Linked DNA regions of Homo sapiens: regions 2, 3 and 4 are each linked to region 1. A link is a loop called in an ENCODE intact Hi-C map of the cell type or tissue named here. Cell type or tissue: mammary epithelial cell. All regions are shown on one strand. Each heading gives the region's core, and the rest is flanking DNA. Links, peaks and the distances in the headings are about the cores only.

Region 1 (4,366 bases), core at 1,051-3,550:
CCTTAAGAAACCCCAGAAAGTTGAGTATTCACAGGGAAGCAATAGGATGGGGGAGGTGAAGGAGGGAGGATAATTATATAGCCCAGCAATTTTCATGTGTTCATGCCTAGACCAGAGAGGATTCATGGAGCTCCTCTATGAGAGAGAGACACAGAGAGAGAGAAAGAGAGAGAGAGTGTCCCCTGAAGGGGAAGTAGGTAGGTCATTTAGGGAAAGAAATATTAAGCAACCAAGGTTCCATGCTCCACCTTCTGTCAATCAGGAAAGATAATTTTTTTCACCTGTTTTATATATTCAGCTTCTAAGTCATGCTCTTTTTCAAAGAAAAAAATTCACTGTTTTAAAAAAATTGTTTAGGAATTTTATTTTAAAATCCTTTTTGTTAAGGTTAGAACCAGATTTCCACATTTCCTTCTGTTTCAGTTGTTTCTTTTTTTCTTCTTCTGTTAAGTTATGTCTTATTCAAATACGGTATAGCTATTTCAGTAAATGTGAGGTCCAAGCTGTTTACAACCAGATCCAGATTTCTGGGATTTAAACTATTTATTCCTTGACCCTCCATTAGAATTTTTTTTTTCACTTTCTAGAAAGCATTCTTCTACTTTTACCTCATAACCTGTAGCCCTCCCTATTCAGTCCTCACCACACCCCCCACAAAAAAAAAAAAAAATTACTGAGGAAGCTCTTCAAACCTCTAACTGATCTATATCACAAAAGAAGGTTCCCTAACCTTAATGTTTTAGGAAAGCTAAGTAACTGACATTCACAGCCTGCAGGTGCTAGCTCCCAGCTCTCCCAGGTGTGTTCCTCTATGGTTTACAAAAGTATTCAGGAGTTCCTGTTAGTTCGGTGAATCAACACATATTCACTGAATGCCTTCTGCAATCTAGACACACGTCTCCTCTAGTTGTCTAGATGGTTAGTGCCATCTTTCAGCTTGCTAGACTAGGTGCCCTCATATGACAGCCTCCTAATTCCAATGAGTCCACAAGGAAATGGAGTGTAAAATAACTATTTAGGTTTGTGGGGTTTTTTTCCATTCAACAACAAATTTTTCAATGCCTGGTATGTAAGAAACACAGAGCAAGGTGCTAGAGGACAAAGTGGAGATCAAGACTGACAAGTTTATTTTCTAACAGGTAAAGCAGACAAAAAAAAAAAACACCTAAATTTGTAATATAAGATGTGGTATGACAGAAAGATAGGTAGTGATTAGTACAATGAAGGAAAATAAAGCAGAGAAAGCAGGTAGATGGAAACTGTTGTTTTACATAAAGACATTAAGGAAGACTTCTCTGAGATGTGACATTTAGGTAGATACCTAAATCAGTGGGAAAGAAGTCAAATAAACTTCTGGAGGGAATGGATTAGAGGCAGAGGAAACAGCAAACTAAAAGGCTTGAGGTGGGTGTCAGCCAGGTGGGTGCTAAAGGCAGCAAAAAGACAAGTGAAAGTGACAGAATGGAGTAAGATTACATCTGTTGTGCCTGGGATCCTGATTAGCAAAAGCGATTTCAGGCTTCCTTCTTCAGTAGAGCTTTGGATTAAACTTTGGGGTGTCATCTAGAATGTCTCTCTTCCACTTAGTAGAATGTTTCCAGAACCCGGCTGCACTTTAGAATCGCTGGACGGATTGTTTTGCTTTGCTTTGAAATATCAACATCCAGGGTTCCATCCCTCCCCACAAACCTCCCAATATTGTTATTTATCTGGAGTGAGTTCAGGCATTATACATATTTTTAACACCACCACCGCCCCCCCCCAGGTTATCCTAATATAACACGACTTTATCCTAAGAGGTTATCCTAATATAACACGTGTATATAATACACACGACTGGGAGCCCTTGATATTTAGTCAACAAGTATTAGTTGCATAAATGCCATACATCTGGCCTCCAGGAGGTGCTTATAATGGAATATAGCTGAGCCAGAAAAAAATAAAGCAGGCAAAGTTTTAACGTTTATTGGAAGGGAAAATGCATTATAGATGTTCCAAAGTTGAAAAAAATGATCTGGGTTAGTGAAACCTGTTGTATGAAAGAAAGTGGTTTCTGGTGAATTACTCTGAAGACGTAAGCAGAGTAATGAGGTGGTTTGCACCATTCTAGAGCCGACTTGCTTGGCTGAGAGCATATTTCAACGCACCAGGCCAATTAAGGACATTTTTATTCAAGCCTAGTCTAGTTCAGCAATGAGCCTGCTATTATTCACCGATGAAGGATGTAGCTGGAATGACATGTTTCATTCAGGCATGTTACGCTCAATACCAGGTAGAGCACCTTAGGGGCCCGCGAGGCGAGCTGGCCAGGAAAGCTACCGTTCCTGTTGCGACAGCGCCATCGCGTGGCAACAGGTAAAAATGGCAGCCATTTTGCAGCCTCACAAATCCCCTGGGGTTCGTCCTGTTTATTTTCACAAAACCAGGCATGTCTTGCTCTTCTTAATGTGCGTGTGCATTCACCATAAGCGTTCATAATGTTTATGCAGGTCCATACTGAATAAAGCCTTCCCAGATAACCAAGACCATCCAAACTCTGAGTAAGCACACATCTGCTGTGTGCTAAAGAGTGACTCAGAATGCGGAGGATTATTATTGAGCCTTGTTTTTAGAGATCGGCAGAAAAATCCACTTGCGAAGAGAGAAACAAATATCGGAAAACTCTTTTTTTTTAATTAAGGTCTCACTTTTTCACCCAGGCTGGAGTGCAGTGGTAGTACCATAGCTCACTGCAACCTTGAACTCCTGAACTTGATCAAGTGCCCAGCTATTTTTTATTTGTTTTGTTTAGTTTTACCCAATACCCAGACTTCAAGGATAAATTTGTTTTGTAGAGATGAAGTCCCACTACATTGCCCAGGCTGATCTTGAACTCCTGGCCTCAAACTTTATACCCATCTCAGCCTCCCAAAGCTTTGGGATTACAGGTGCAAGCCACTGTGCCCAGACACGAAATATTTTTTAAAGGAGGCTTTTGACGGGAAACTACTAACAAGTTTCTAATGGTAAGAGGAGCTGCTGTGTACTGTTCAAACAAATTACCCTACTCTAATGACCTAAAACCATAAGCTAAATAGCAGATGTTGGGATTCAAAGACAGATTAGAGTCCATCTAAGCAACTCTGAAGTTGTATAGAAGAAAGTGAAGAATGATTTACTTAAAATGGTTCATATTTTTTAAATTGAATTATAGTGAAGGAGAAATTTTTTTCCAACTCCTTGCCATGTTATTAGAGAAGTGAAAAAGAAGCCAGTGGTTCTCAATTTTGGCCACACATTAACATACCTGTAGATTCTCATTTTAAATATCCTGATGCCCAGGTAACACTCTCAACGACTTAATTCAGAACTTCCCCAGATGATATTTTGTGAGTTGCATTTGAGGACCACTGAACCAGAAGCTTCCTATGCTTGTGATATGTCACTAAGTCATGATTACATATATCATCAGCAGGGCACCTCTTTCCTCTTCCTACATTCACCTCTCAACTGCCTTCAACTGTCTTCAACTGTCATTTACCCTTCAAGATTCCTTTGTTGATGTTTATTTTAATCAGACTTCCATAAGGGTTGAAGAGGTGTAAAGAAGCTTAAAATACTGACCTGGGATTTGCCTCCTGATTTCTGATTTCTGAATCATTTAGCCCACTACACTTTGAGACATCTGAGGTATCACATATTATTTCAAATTGTGCCTTCAGCATCTAACATGCCTGACACACAGAAAAGACTCAATAAATATTAAATGAATAATCTTGTCAGCCGGACAGCACCCCATTGACTTACCACAAAACTCTGAAAGTTGATTTGTGAAGCGAAGAGTGGAAGGAGATGTGAAGGGAAGAGATGTCAGGGGGTGACGTTTGAGACAGTGAGTACTTTAGAATGGGGAGTAGTTTAAACCCACAAAGAAAACACAGCATGGTTGTGTTACCTGAAATCCCCAGATCACAGACTGCTAAATTGATAGTCATTATTTCAGCGGGTCTCAGCTTCTTCTTTCGTCTAGAAGACATGTAAAGGACATATCCATTTCCAAATGTGGACAGAATCCCTACAAGGAAAAATAAAAATTCCAATCGTTAAAACTAAGATTTCGAGTTCACTCAGATATGAAACACTTCTCAACTTCAAAAATGGACACCATAGATTTAGAGGGTAGTGAGAGGACTCTAAATAAAAAAATCTAAATTAAGAAGATGAAATAAAAAGCATGAGTTGTGAGTGACAGGCCAATGGGGCAGGAGTCAGGGATTATAAGACTGAACTTACCCAGAAAAAGGCATCGCTAACTTCCCCGCGAGGCTCAGGAAAGTGTGGGAATCCCAATGGTCAGTTCTTGTCCTGGCCCCCAGAGTGGAGTACT
Region 2 (4,366 bases), core at 643-3,142, 690 kb before region 1:
TGGCATGAAGTATCTTGTCCTTCCCCTTTATATTCAGGCTATCTGGGTCTTCATAAGGGAAGTATGTTTCTTGTAGGCAACAGATTGTTTGGTATAATTTTTAATTCATTCAGTCAATGTACATTTTCATTAGAGAATTTAGTCAATTTATATTCAATGTTATTATTGATAAGAAAGGACTTACTCCTACCATTCTATTATTTGTTTCCTAGATACTTGTAGTCGTCTTTTTTTCTTTTCCTTCTTCCTGTCTTCCTTCTAGTGAAGATGATTTTCTCTGGTAGTATGTTTCAATTTCTTGCTTTTTTTTTTTTGTATCCATTGTATGTTTTTAGATTAGAGGTTACTAGGAGGTTTGCAAATACTATCTGATAACCCATTATTTTAAACTGATGGCAACTTAACACTGATTACATAACCAAACAAATAAAACAACAGACAAGCAAGAGAAAACTAATAAAACTCTACACTTCAACTTCGTCTCCCTATTTTTTAATTCTTTGCTCTTTCTGTTTATATCTTGCTGTAGTTCCTTTCTTGAAAAGTTCTTGTAGCTATTATTTTTGATCAATTCTTTATTTCATCTTTGTACTTAAGATATGAGTTTACGCACCACAATTACAGTATTATATTCTGTGATATTCTGTGCACATACTATTACCAGTGAGTTTGGTACCTTCAGACGATTTCTTATTGTTCACTTACATTCTTTTCTTTCTGATTAAAATATTGCCTTCAGCATTCCTTATGGGACAGGTCTGGTGTTGATAAAAACCCTCAGCTTTCCTTTGTCTGAGAAAGTCTTCATTTCTTCTTCATGGTTGAAGGATATTTTCACCAGATGTACTATTTTAGGGTAAAAATTTTATTCCTTCAGCACTTTAAATGTGACATGCCACTCTCCACTGGCCGGTAAGGTGTCTCCTGTCAGATGTAATGGAGCTCCATTGCATGCTATTTGTTTCTTTTCTCTTGCTGCTTTTAGGCTTCTTTTTTTCCCCTTGAACTTTGGGAGTTTAAATATTAAATAGCTTGAGGTAGGCTTCTGTGGGTTAAATCGTCTTGGTGTTCTATAACCTGCTTGTTCTTGGATATTGATATCTTTCTCTAGGTCTGGGAAGTTGTCTGCTATTATTCATTTGAATAGACTTTCTCTGCCATCTTAATCTCTACCTCCTCTTTAAGGCCATTAACTCTTTTGAGGCTAGATAATAACTTTTTTAGGGCTATTTTCTAGATCTGGTAGGCACACTTTGTTCTTTTTTATTCTTTTTTCTTTTGCCTCCCTTGAGTATTTTCAAATTGCCTGTCTTCAAGCTCACTAATTCTTTTTCTGCTTGATTACTGCTGCTATTAAGAGATCCTGATGCATTCTTAATTATGTCAATTGCATTTTTCAACTCCATAATTTTTTCTGGATTCTTGTAAAATATTTCCCTGTCTTTGTTAAATTTTTTTGATGGAGTTGTTCATTCCTTCTCTGTGGTATCTTGAATTTCTTTGAGTTTTCTAAAGCAGCCGTTTTGCATTCTCTAACAGGTCACCTAGCTCTGTCTTTCCAGGATTTGTTCCCAGTGACTTATTTAGTTCATGTGGTAAGGTCATGTTTTCCTGCATGTTCATGATGTTTGTGTATGTTTGTCAGTGTCTAGTCATTTAAAAGTTAGGTATTTATTGTACTTCTCATAGACTGGGCTTGTCTTTACCCATTCTTGTTGGGATAGTTTTTCAGGTATTCAAAGGCACTTGGGTGTTGAGAGCTAAGGTTTTAGTCACTGCAGCTATATCTGCATTAGGGGGCACTCCAACCCCAGTAACACTGGAGTTCCTGCAGCATCACAGAGGTATGGCCTTTATGGTCTTTGTTAAGTTCCAGAAGAATTATCTGGATTACCAGGTAGAGACACTTGTTGTCTTCCCTTACTTTCTCCCCAAAAAATGAAATCTCTCTTTCTTTCTCTGTGCTGAGCTGTCTGGGGCTGGGAGAGGGGTGACAGAACCACCCCTGTGTCCACCACTACTGGGACTGCACTAGGTCTGACCTAAAGCTTGCACAGCACTGGGTCTTGCCCAAGGCACAGTGTAACCACTACCTAGATACCACCTATCTTCATTGAAGGCTCTAGGACTCTACAATCATAAAGTGGCAGTGCCAGCCTGGCTTGTGTCTTTTCTTTTAGGGCAGTGAGCTCCCCCACACCCAGGTGGGTCCAGAGATCCTGTCTAGGAGCTAGGGCCTAGGGTGAGAAACCTTAGATATTTACCTGGTTCTTTATTCGCCTGCAGCTATGCTGGCACCAAAACCACAAGATGCACTTCTTCCCACTCTTCTCTCCCTTTTCTCCAAGCAGAGGAGTCTCTCTCCATATTCATACCACCACAGGCCCCTGGTGAGTACAGCCAGGCTACCACTGATGTTCACTTAAGCCCCAAGGGCTCGTCAGTTAGTTTTTGGTGAATGCTGCCACACCTAGGACTCACTCATCAGGGCAATGGACTCCCCTACAGTTCAGGGTAAGCACAGAAATGCCATTCAAGAACCAAGGCCTAGAATCAGTGTCCCCAAGTAACTTCTCGGTGCTCTTCTCCACTTTGGCCAAGCTGGTACCTAAGCTGCAAGACAAAGTCCCCTTTAATTTCCTTCACCTTTTTACAAGAAAAAGGAGTCTCTTCCCATAGCCACCACAGCTGTGAATGTGCTAGGTCACACCTGAATCCAGCACATCTCAGAATTTCATCCAAGGCACATGGCATGTACTACCTAGTCACTGCTGCTAATTATTCAGAGCCCAAGGGCTCCTTAGTCATCAGGTGGGGAATCCTGCTGGGACTTGGTCCTTCCCTTCAGGGCAGTAGGTTCCCTTCTGGACAAGGTGTGTCTAGATATATTTTCCAGACCCTAGAGACTGGAATAAAGGCCTCATGACTCTGCCCTGTACCCTATCCTTCTGCTGTTGAGTTGGTATCCAAGTTTCAAAGCAGAGTCATTTTACTGTTTCCTCTCCTGCCTCAAGTGGAAAGAAGGGGTCTGCTTTGGAGTTGTGAATTGTGCTTCCTGAGATTGGGGAAAAATGATGCAAGTACTCCTTTAGCCACCCCAGCTGGTGTCTCACTAAGTTGGCGGCCCCTCAAGTCCACTGGTTCTGTGCCCAGAACAGCACTAGGACTTGCCTAGGAGTTATAATCCTTGCTGCTTAGACTGCCTTTCAAGTTTATGTAGCACCCCAGAGCACTTTAGCCCACAGTAGCAAGACTTGACAACACTCAGGTTCTGCCTGACTGCTAGGATGGGCAATTGCCCTCTGGCTGGGATTAGTCTAAATAGTCCCTGCACACATGTTGTCTGAGTTCTCCTCAGTTTTGGCAGCACTGAGTTCCAGTGTAAAGTCCCACAGTTACTGCATTCTTCCTCCCCGGAGTGTACAGATTCTTTCTCTGTGCCACCTGGCCACTGTCAGGTGCAGGGGAGCTGGGTGAGGGAGGAGTGGTGTTGGAAGTTCAAGGCTCTTTCCTACTCCCTTTAGTGCCTCTTTCAGTGATATGAAGTTAAAATCAGGCACTGTTATCGCTTACCTGATATGTGATTCTTATGAATGTATTTTTTGTGTAGATATAAATGTGGTGTTTCTATAGGGAGGACAATTAATGGAGGCTTCTATTGGATCATCTTCCTCTACCTCCTCCTCTCCTTCCCACTTTGCATGTCCAAAAGAGAGGCAGCAAAAATTTACTTAAGTGAGCCTAGGTGGAAACCCCCAGAAGTTTTTCTTTTTCTGATGTTCCCTGAGATTGTCCTATTTGTCACATGGTAATTCTCTCTCTCTCTCTCTTTCTACTTCTCTCTCTCTCTCTCTCTCTCTCTCTGTGTGCATGCCTTATTTTAATGAAACACTTTCCAGATGTATCACAGCTATTCTCAATCACTTTGTTGTAGTTTACGAAGTTTCGCCTGGGGTAATATTTCAATATTTGGAAAAAAGTGATTCATTTATTGTAACAAATGACTTAATAAACAATCTGCTGCTTTTCCTGTGTTGCCAAATTTGAACATATTCATGAAGGACTAGGAAGTAGACTCCCTAACACATTTGAACATAAACCTCAAGACATGTAAAAGCATCAAAAAACATAATTTTAGGACAAATTAGATTTGCTTTCTGAATCTTACTTTCCAGCTATTAGACAAAATGAAAGATAAGATCTATTTAGGAAAAACCTGACAATATATAGGAAAAACAAAGCATAAAAATGTGTTAAAAACAACTCGATGAATGAAGATCGGTCTTTTTAACCAATCAGAGATGTTCCAAATGGTTAATATGTTAAGCAAATAAACTCTCAAATAAATTTACCTGTGACATGTAAC
Region 3 (4,366 bases), core at 770-3,269, 290 kb before region 1:
AGATAACTAAATCCCCAGACAGTCTATATGTTTTCTGGAGATGTGTCAGTATATGTGGCATGTGAACAGTCATATAAAACTTGGATATGTACTCATTTTGTTTACATTGCTTTTTTTTAGCTAAAAGGCTGAATATTTGCCAAGGTCATAGTAGAATTCTTCACTTTGTTTGACAGGCTGAAGACTAAATTTTTGAATGTCAAACATAGTCTGAGTTTTTTATCTAACATCATTTCACTTATATTTTCTGAGGAAATTTGTTTTTTCCAGCAAGAAATCTCTATTTGAAACAAAGTCATCTGCTGATTCTGCTACACCAGCAGTTAGGCTCTTCTATTTCTTTCCTCTCAATTTCTACATCAGTCTGAAGGGCAAAAAAAAAAAAAAAAAAAAAAAAAAAAATCATCATAAGGGGCAGGGTTTTGAATTGTATAAGAGCAACTAGTTCTTTCCTATAATAATCCCAAATTGGCTATAAATTCTACCCAAATCTCTTCACCAATATACTATAATATTGAATGGGAAGTTATTCAGAAATCACAGTTTCAGCTCCTAGGAGCAGTGGTATATGAAGGGTTGCCATGGAGGTGGAGAGGTGGAAGCACTCCACCCCAGGTATAGGCAATAATAGCACTGGCTGTAGGAAATTTAAAGAAATAATAAAATAGACTAAACACTGGTCTGCTTTTTATTGTCACAAGGTATTTTCATTCTAAACAATGTCAGGGGTCAAACACTCCGCCCTACTAGATTAGAACACTCTCTCTGTGCCAAACCCTCCCTACAAAGTCCCCTTCTCACTGCCTTTTTCTCCTCTGCCCTACTTGGCCAGGGATGCTGTTACCAGAAGTAGGGAATACTGTACTCTTCTATTGTTGTTTTCTTTACAGTGATATGAATGTTGATATTTGATAATGTAATGATAAATACAGAGCCCATTAAGTGGCAACATCCCAGTTGGTTTCCCATTAGATGCCTCTTTAATGGTGAGTGTGATGCCCACTTTTGCTCAAGAAAAGGCTTCATAAAATTCTTTAATTTGTCAAACTCTGATGGGAGAATTGTCAGGGAACGGGATTCATTTTCATGGTTACGACTATGCAAGGTAATTAATGAGAAACTCATCCTTAATAAGCAGGTTTCTCTCTGGGTACAGTAACATCACCAAAACCTCAGTTTGGTAACCAACAACCCAATTTGAATGTAAGCATACACTTTTGGGAAAATATGCAATTTCTTTTTTTTTTTTTTTTTTGTGATGGAATTTCGCTCTGTTGCCCAGGCTGGAGTGCAGTGGCGCGATCTCGACTCACTGCAAGCTCCGCCTCCCGGGTTCACGCCATTCTCCTGCCTCAGCCTCCCAGTAGCTGGGACTACAGGCGCCCGGCACCACGCCCGGCTAATTTTTTGTATTTTTTAGTAGAGACGGGGTTTCACCGTGTTAGCCACGATGGTCTCGATATCCTAACCTCGTGATCCGCCCGCCTCCGCCTCCCAAAGTGCTGGCATTACAGGCATGAGCCACCGCGCCCGGCCAAAATATGCAATTTCATAACAAACATTAAGAGAGAAATATATTCTGGTTCTTCCAGAAGAAAGAGATACATTTTTAGAGTACTTTGAAGAAGGCCTTGTTAAAAACATTTCAGAAAAAAAAGAGTTTCTGCTGAGAGAAAGGTAAAAAAGGAAGAAGAAAATGAAAAAAGGAAGGAAGAAAAAAATGTAGAAAATCCTTCAGTTATGTTATAGATTAAAACTGACCAACTTATATTACTATTGGATTTAAGAAGAGAATAAATCTAAAAATGCTTTTAAAAATTTGTTGTACTTCTTCCCAAATTAGAAAATGTTTATTTAAATGACTAAAAATTGAATGTGCACAAAGCAGCATGTCATCTTTGTGCATTGATCCAATAAGACTCTGCACCATACTATAATTTGGCAGGCAGTATTTAATCTTCAGTCCAGCTATTCCTCTGTGGCCACAATATTCCAAGTATTTTTACAGTTTCCATCTTTTTCCAGACCAATGCCAAAGCTTGTGTTCTTGAGTGGTGGGCCACTCCCAATCTTCAATGGCTCTCTGTTTGGTATTGTGCAAATACATGAATCACCAGGGAAGACAGACTGAGACTTGAGTAGGGAATCAGAGGCTGCTCTTTTTTAAGATGTGGCAAACCTAGCAAAGGAATCCCAGGAAATCAAAGTCTAGAATATCATAAAATCACAGCTGGAGAAAATTTAATCATCACCTAGTTAAATTCTATTACAGGCACACTTCATATTATTGCACTTCACTTTATTGTGCTTTGCAGATATTGTGTTTTTTTTCTCCTACAAACCTTCAATTTGTAGGAACCCTGCATTGAACGAGTTTATTGGTGTCACTTTTTTAACAGCATGTGCTCACTTTGTGTCTAGATATCACATTTCAAACTTTTAAATTAATATTATATCTGTTAAGATGATCTGTGATCAGTGGTCTTTGATGGTACTATTGTAATTGTTTTGGGGTGCCTTAAACTGCACCCATACAAGATTGCAAACTTAAATTACTGTGTGTGTTCTGAATGCTCCACCAACCAGCAGCTCCTTCATCTCTCTCTCTCTCATCAAGTCTGCCTATTCCCCTGAGATACAACAATATTGAAATTAGGCCAATTAATAACCCTAAATGGCCTCTAAGTATTCAAGAATGTGAAAGGAAGAGTTGAACATTTCTCACTTTAAATCAAAAGCTAGAAATGATTAAGCTTAGTTTGAAAGGCATGTCAAAAGTTGAGACAGTCTGGAAGCTAGGCTGAGAGAAGTAAAGATGCTTCAGATAAAAACCTTGAAGCTAGCAGAGGTTGTTTCATGAGGTTGAAGGAAAGAAGTCATCTCCACAAAAATGCAAAGTGAATCAGCAAGTGCTAATAAAAAAGCTGTAGTAAGTTATCCAAAGATCTACCTAAGATAATGAATGCAAGTGGATACACTAAACAACAACTTTTCAATGTAGACAAAGCAGCTTTATACTAGAAGAAGATGCCATGTAAGCTAGAGAGGAGAAGTCAATGTCCTGCTTCAAAGGACAGGCGGACTCTCTTATAAGGAGCAGATATGTCTGGTGCCACATTGATCATTCCCAAAATCCTAGGGCCCTTAAGAATTATGCTAAATCTATTCCACCTGTGCTAAACAAATGAAACAACAAAGCCTGGATAAGAGCACATCTGTTTACAGTACACTTTACTGAATATTTTAAGTCAGCTGTTGAGACCTATCACTTAGAAAAAGAGTCCTTTCAAAATATTACTGCTCACTTGTTAAAGCAGACTAAATATGGCCTGAGTAGGGCTACATACTTCTATATTTGAGTCCTTGTGGATGAACTGTAACCTAGCTTAATAGTCAGACAAAATTGAAAACCTAACTTAATAGTATGCGCCCATAACAATAGCTGAGCGTTGGGCAATCCCAGCAGCCATACTTCAACCACTCATAGACTGCTGAGTGTTAAAACTGCACTCAAATAAGGCTAACGCAGAGCTGTAGCAAATCTTGCTGTTTCTGTACATAACTTTACCTTTTTTCTCCATAAATTCATTCCGAGCACAAGGCATCCCTGGAATATCTGTGAATCTGCCGTGATTCTGAGGGCAGCCTAATTCATGAATCATTAATTGCTCAATTAAACTCCTTTACATTTAATTTGGAGTAAGTTTTTCTTTTATCACATTGAAAATGCACCTGGTTACCCACCAGCTCTGATGGAGTCATACAAGAAGATGGTCATTGTTTTCATGCCTGCTAATACATCATCCATTCTTCAGTCCAGGAATCAAGAAGTAATTTCAACCCTCAAGTCTTATTATTTAAGAAATAAATTTTGTAAGGCCCTTAGCTGCCATAGATACTGATTCCTCTGATGAATCTGGGCAAAGTAAACTGAAAACCTTCTGAAAAGAATTCACCATTCTGGATGCCATTAGAACATTTATGATTTATGACAGAAGGGCAAAATATCATCATCAATAGGAGTTTGGAGGAAGTTGATTCCAACCCTTATGGATAACTTTGAGGAATTTAAGACTTCAGTGGAGAAAGCAACAGCAGATGTGGTAGAAATAGCAAAATAGTTAGAATTAGAAGTGAAGTCTGAAGATGAGACTGAATTGCTGCAATTTCAAAATAAAATTTTAATGGATGAAGAGTTGTTTCCTATAGATGAGCAAAGAAAGTGGTTTATTGAGATGGCATCTACTGGTGAAAGTGCTGTGAATATAGTTGAAGTGACAACAAAATACTTAGAACATTACATAAATTTAGTTGATAAAGTAGCACAGGGTTTGAGAGGAATGACTCCAATCTTGAAAGAAGTTCC
Region 4 (4,366 bases), core at 1,015-3,514, 1.6 Mb before region 1:
ATAACAGAAATAAATGCCTGTTGTTTAAGCCATGCAGTTGATGGTAATTTGTTAACAAAGACACAAATGTTCATAGCACATAGCAGCATTACTCATAATAACCAAAAGGTAGAAACAACCCAAGTGTCCATGATAAAATGTGGTATATACTTACAATGAATATTATTCAGCCTTAACAAGGAAGAAAATTTGACACATGCTACAATATGCTCATGCGTCCCTGAAGACATTTTGCTAAACGAAATGAGCCAGTTTAAAAAAAAAAAAAAAAAAAAAACAAGTACTGTATGATTCCAATTGTATGAGGTTTCTATAGTTGCCAAATTCACAGAGAAAAAAGTAGAATGGTGGTCCCCTGGAGCTGGGAGGGGAGGGGAAAAGGGGAAGTTATTCTTTAGTGGCTACCGAGTTTCAGTTTTGCAAGAGAAAAAGAGTTCTGGAGATGGATGTCAGTGATGGTTGCAGGTCAATGGGAATGCACTTAAGTCCACAGAACTCTACACTGAAATATGGTTAATATGATTAATTGTATGTTATATAAATATTTTATCAAAATAAAAACAATATATTTAGGACAGTGGTTGGCACATAATACAGGCTTTGTAAATATTAGTTATTATATTGTTATTATTGTATTAGTGTTCCTATTATTATTATTTTATAGAAATAATGAATGTTAAGGTGTGAAACCAAGCAGTAGGCGGAGAACAGATTATTTAGAGGCTTATGCTGTTAAGAAATTTGGATTGTTATCCTGAAGATTATAGAGAGCCATATAAGAGTTTTAACCAGAGAAATAATCTGATTGTTTCAGCACAGCAGATAGAATATGGCTTTTTATGTGGGCAATGACGGAGAAAAGAATTAAAAGGCTGTTATAGTGATATAATAGAGAATTCAAAGTATCTAAGCTTATCTGCTTAGGTGCTGATGAGAGACGTCAGAAATGGAGAGGATATGATTTTATTTTGGAAGATTGGCTTGACAGAAACTAGATTTTATCTTTTTTAAAAAAGTCTCTAGATCCTTAGGTATTGCTGTGTGGAATCTGCTATATCCCCTCACCCATTTTGGTTGTTTTCTGTGGACCTCTTTTGATGTGCAGTGATTTCATGACTGAATACACTGGTATAATGTCAAAATCAGGAAAAGGTAAAATGATGGGAATTTTTTTCTCAGTGATAATTTGTGTCCATACTAGAGCTCTCTGAGCTTTTCCGGCACCAGAAGAGCACCAGAATGATGTGTTTAGGGGGCACTGAAGACATGAAAATTCTCTTCCTGTAACGTAATGAAAATTTAACTATTGTATAAATATTTTAAGTACAGGAAGTGAAGCAGAGCTTTGGAGAGGTGTCCTTTCTGAGCAAAACCTGCGTGGAACTGGAGATTTAAATTAAAGTAACAGAAAACAATAAAAAAATTTGGATGATTACTCCTTCCTTTGATTTTCATCTCACAGAATGGGAATTCATATAATGGGGGGTGGGTGGTGAGGGGAGAAGCTTTTAAAAAGCTCTAGGTCTGTCTATTTGCTAACAAAATTATGCCACATGTCACTGCCACCCTCCATTCTCATCCTTAAACTCCTCTGCACTTCATACTAGTCAAAAACCTATTCTTAAAAATGAATCTAATAAAACCATATATGTTATGGTGAAAATGTCTATTAATGCAAAATATATTTATTCTACCAGAAATATTTTTATTTTAACTGAAGAAAAAACTTGCCAAAGTGATTAATATCTAAATATACTTATTGCTGCTTGGTAGACACTCAGTAAAAATGATAATGAAGATGATGATAATGATAATGACAATGATGACAACTAATGTTATTTCTACCAATAAGTAAATCCTAACTCACTTTCAAAGAACTGTGGGTCGTCTTTTAGGCCATTAGACAAAGTTTGATTGTAGAAGTAGCCTAAAGTTGAGAGATAAAATTGAAAAACCATATATTTGCTGTTAAGATATCCTTGTATATGTTGTGCTTATCATTATGAAAAATGCTCTAAGCATTCAAAAATGTTTTCAAGGAAGAACTATTTTGGTTTTCCTAATTAAACACAATGCTATTGTTTTCTGGTTCTCAGATCCTCGTTTTATTATTTTTTTTCCTACTGTACCTGTAGGTGTCTCCCTAAGTTCAGGATTATTCTATTTTCCTGACACTGTATTTGAAATGATGCCCATCCAAGAAACCCTTAGGTGCTATAAACACTCTGAGAAAAATCATGTCTGTTTAATAATTTACTTAGATGCTCCTAAGGTCACCCTTTGTAATTCTGATCTGTGGTCAATAAAATTAAATGTTGATAATTGTTTATGAACTGTGCTACATGTCATACTAGAATAATATGAGATTAATACTGAATTATATTCTGTGAATCCATCCCTAACTCACACAGACTCCTTTTTAAGTTACTAGTTCTCCATGAACTGTTTCCTCCATTTACATTCAAACCTCTTATTGTTATACTGACCTCTTCTTACTATTTACCATAATTCCCCTGAAGTCCTGAAAAACAGGGAAAGGCAGAATTTAATAACTTCTGGCAGGATTATTCCAATACCCTTTGATTCTGAAACCATAGGCAAAATATTAATTCAGACAAATGCTATGAATTCATGATACCATATACTTTTATTGGTTGACTATCATTTGCCAAATTTTAATATGCTATTACTTTTAGAAAATAAAAACAAAGATTTTCCTGTGATTTTGCAGAGCTACACATGCCCAGTAAATGCTATATGTCTCTTTAGTAAAGAGACATTTTTGCTGTTCAATTCCTTCTGTGAATGGAAAGCTGAGCCCTGAGCTTGCTTAAGGGGGTAGAAAAGTAGAGCCACACTGATGACATTCTCAGGTTTTCTGAACCATCTTGACTTGACTTTAAGCATTCTGTCCTATTGCCTTTATTTTAGTTTTGTCATTCTCATCAGACCATATGGTCATCAGAGCAATATTAGTGGCAATTTTTTGTCAGACAGAATAAGATGGTTATCTAGACATCAAGAATTGAAGGACAGTAGGCAGATGGCCCTCTTTGCCTGTAACATATTCTCATTGGTTTAGGGTACCTATGCCTATAAAAATATTATTTGAAAAAATTGCAAATACACTGAGAAAGCTTAATATTAAGTTGAACATTTAATTTTTTTTTTTTGAGATGGTGTCTTGCTCTGTCAGCTAGGCTGGAGTGCAATGGTATGATCTGAGCTCACTACAACCTCTGCTTCCTGGGTTCAAGCAGTTCTTGTGCCTCAGCTTCCCGAGTAGCTGGAATTTCACGCACACACCACCAGGCCTGGCAAATTTTTGCATTTTTAGTAGAGACAGTGTTTCACCATGTTGGCCAGGCTGGTCTTGAACTCCTGAGCTTAAGTGATCCATCCCTCTCAGCCTCCCAAAGTGCTGGGACTGTAGGCTTAAGCCACTGTGCCGGGCCAGAACATTTAAATTTAATTCTAAAAACATTGACTGCAAGGGCCATTGCTAATTGTGCATGGGTCATACACTGTCCAACTCCAGAGACAGCCATTTACTTTGTCGACATGCACTGTTGTAGTCCTGCATATTTTGTGCTGCAGTTTTTTGTCTTAAAAAAGGGATAATAATAGAGCTCAAATGTTTGTTACAAGAATTAAATGAGACAATGCATGTAACTTTTTGGAACTGTGCACCATGTGGTAAAAACCACAATAAATGTTTGCTATAGTAATTATTATTATACTTTGTAACAGTCTCACATCCAACCTTTGAAAACAAAACTTTGCTTACCACGTGATTCTTTTCCTTGAGGAGAAGATAAAACAGGTTCCTAATTTTCTTCTGTGAGAGAAATAAAACCTTCAAAAACAGACAATATATGGAGCCTAAATAATGACAGGGATTAAATGGACAGAGCATGAAATTCATAAAAGGAGATAAGATTGAAAATATAGGGTATGAATTTTATCATTTATTAACATGTTACTGTGATATCTTTTTTAAAAAACTGAATTAGCTTACTAACTTCAAGTTGCATTTCTTTTTTGCCTAGGATTGGCCAAGGCCTCTGTGATTAGAGAGATAATTCCTAAGTCACAGCATATGGTTGATCTGCTTTGAAATCCTTTAGGATTGCTTATTAAAAGCATAAGTTAGCTCACAATAGGCCCCTTACTTTCAATCCATTTTGTAAAACCCTTACTCAGACCCGGGGTGGTTGTATTAAATACGTTATTGGTCACAAAAGAATCTGATAACTAGACTACTGGCAAACGATTTTATGATTTGGGGGAGTAAAACTTTTCAGACATGCCTTATATGTATCTAGATTGACAGCATCATTAATATAAAGTAGATCATAGAGACGAT

Evidence for each region. A loop is a pair of places that touch in the nucleus more often than their neighbours do. Peaks named below come from ENCODE experiments on the same cell type or tissue, not always from the same donor. Only the 100,000 strongest peaks of a DNase experiment are listed, where the experiment ranks them.
Region 2: it touches region 1 in a loop (22-fold over the local background); 8 of 110 quality-filtered maps call a loop at or near these places.
Region 3: a loop joins it to region 1, with 8 times the contacts of the local background. A loop is called at or near these places in 7 of 110 quality-filtered maps.
Region 4: a loop joins it to region 1, with 15 times the contacts of the local background. A loop is called at or near these places in 52 of 110 quality-filtered maps.

Annotation. Positions count from the first base shown.
Region 1 is chr6:47,786,203-47,790,568 of GRCh38, reverse strand. OPN5 (opsin 5) reads right to left here. Exons shown (of 7, transcript NM_181744.4): 2 at 3,935-4,054. Among named protein-coding and RNA genes, the nearest start is that of OPN5, 6.4 kb to the right of the region's middle. In mammary epithelial cell, for the core only: a CTCF peak has its summit at 2,342 (motif pointing left); a DNase peak (open chromatin) is centred at 2,178; H3K27ac peaks cover 1,587 bases.
Region 2 is chr6:48,473,883-48,478,248 of GRCh38, reverse strand. No RefSeq gene overlaps it. Among named protein-coding and RNA genes, the nearest start is that of PTCHD4, 360 kb to the right of the region's middle. In mammary epithelial cell, for the core only: a CTCF peak has its summit at 1,798 (motif pointing right); a DNase peak (open chromatin) is centred at 2,798.
Region 3 is chr6:48,076,007-48,080,372 of GRCh38, reverse strand. The region is part of intron 1 of PTCHD4 (patched domain containing 4); the gene reads left to right. Among named protein-coding and RNA genes, the nearest start is that of PTCHD4, 33 kb to the left of the region's middle. In mammary epithelial cell, for the core only: no CTCF peak of the experiment used is centred there; a DNase peak (open chromatin) is centred at 2,092.
Region 4 is chr6:49,421,775-49,426,140 of GRCh38, reverse strand. No RefSeq gene overlaps it. Among named protein-coding and RNA genes, the nearest start is that of MMUT, 39 kb to the left of the region's middle. In mammary epithelial cell, for the core only: a CTCF peak has its summit at 2,143; no DNase peak of the experiment used is centred there.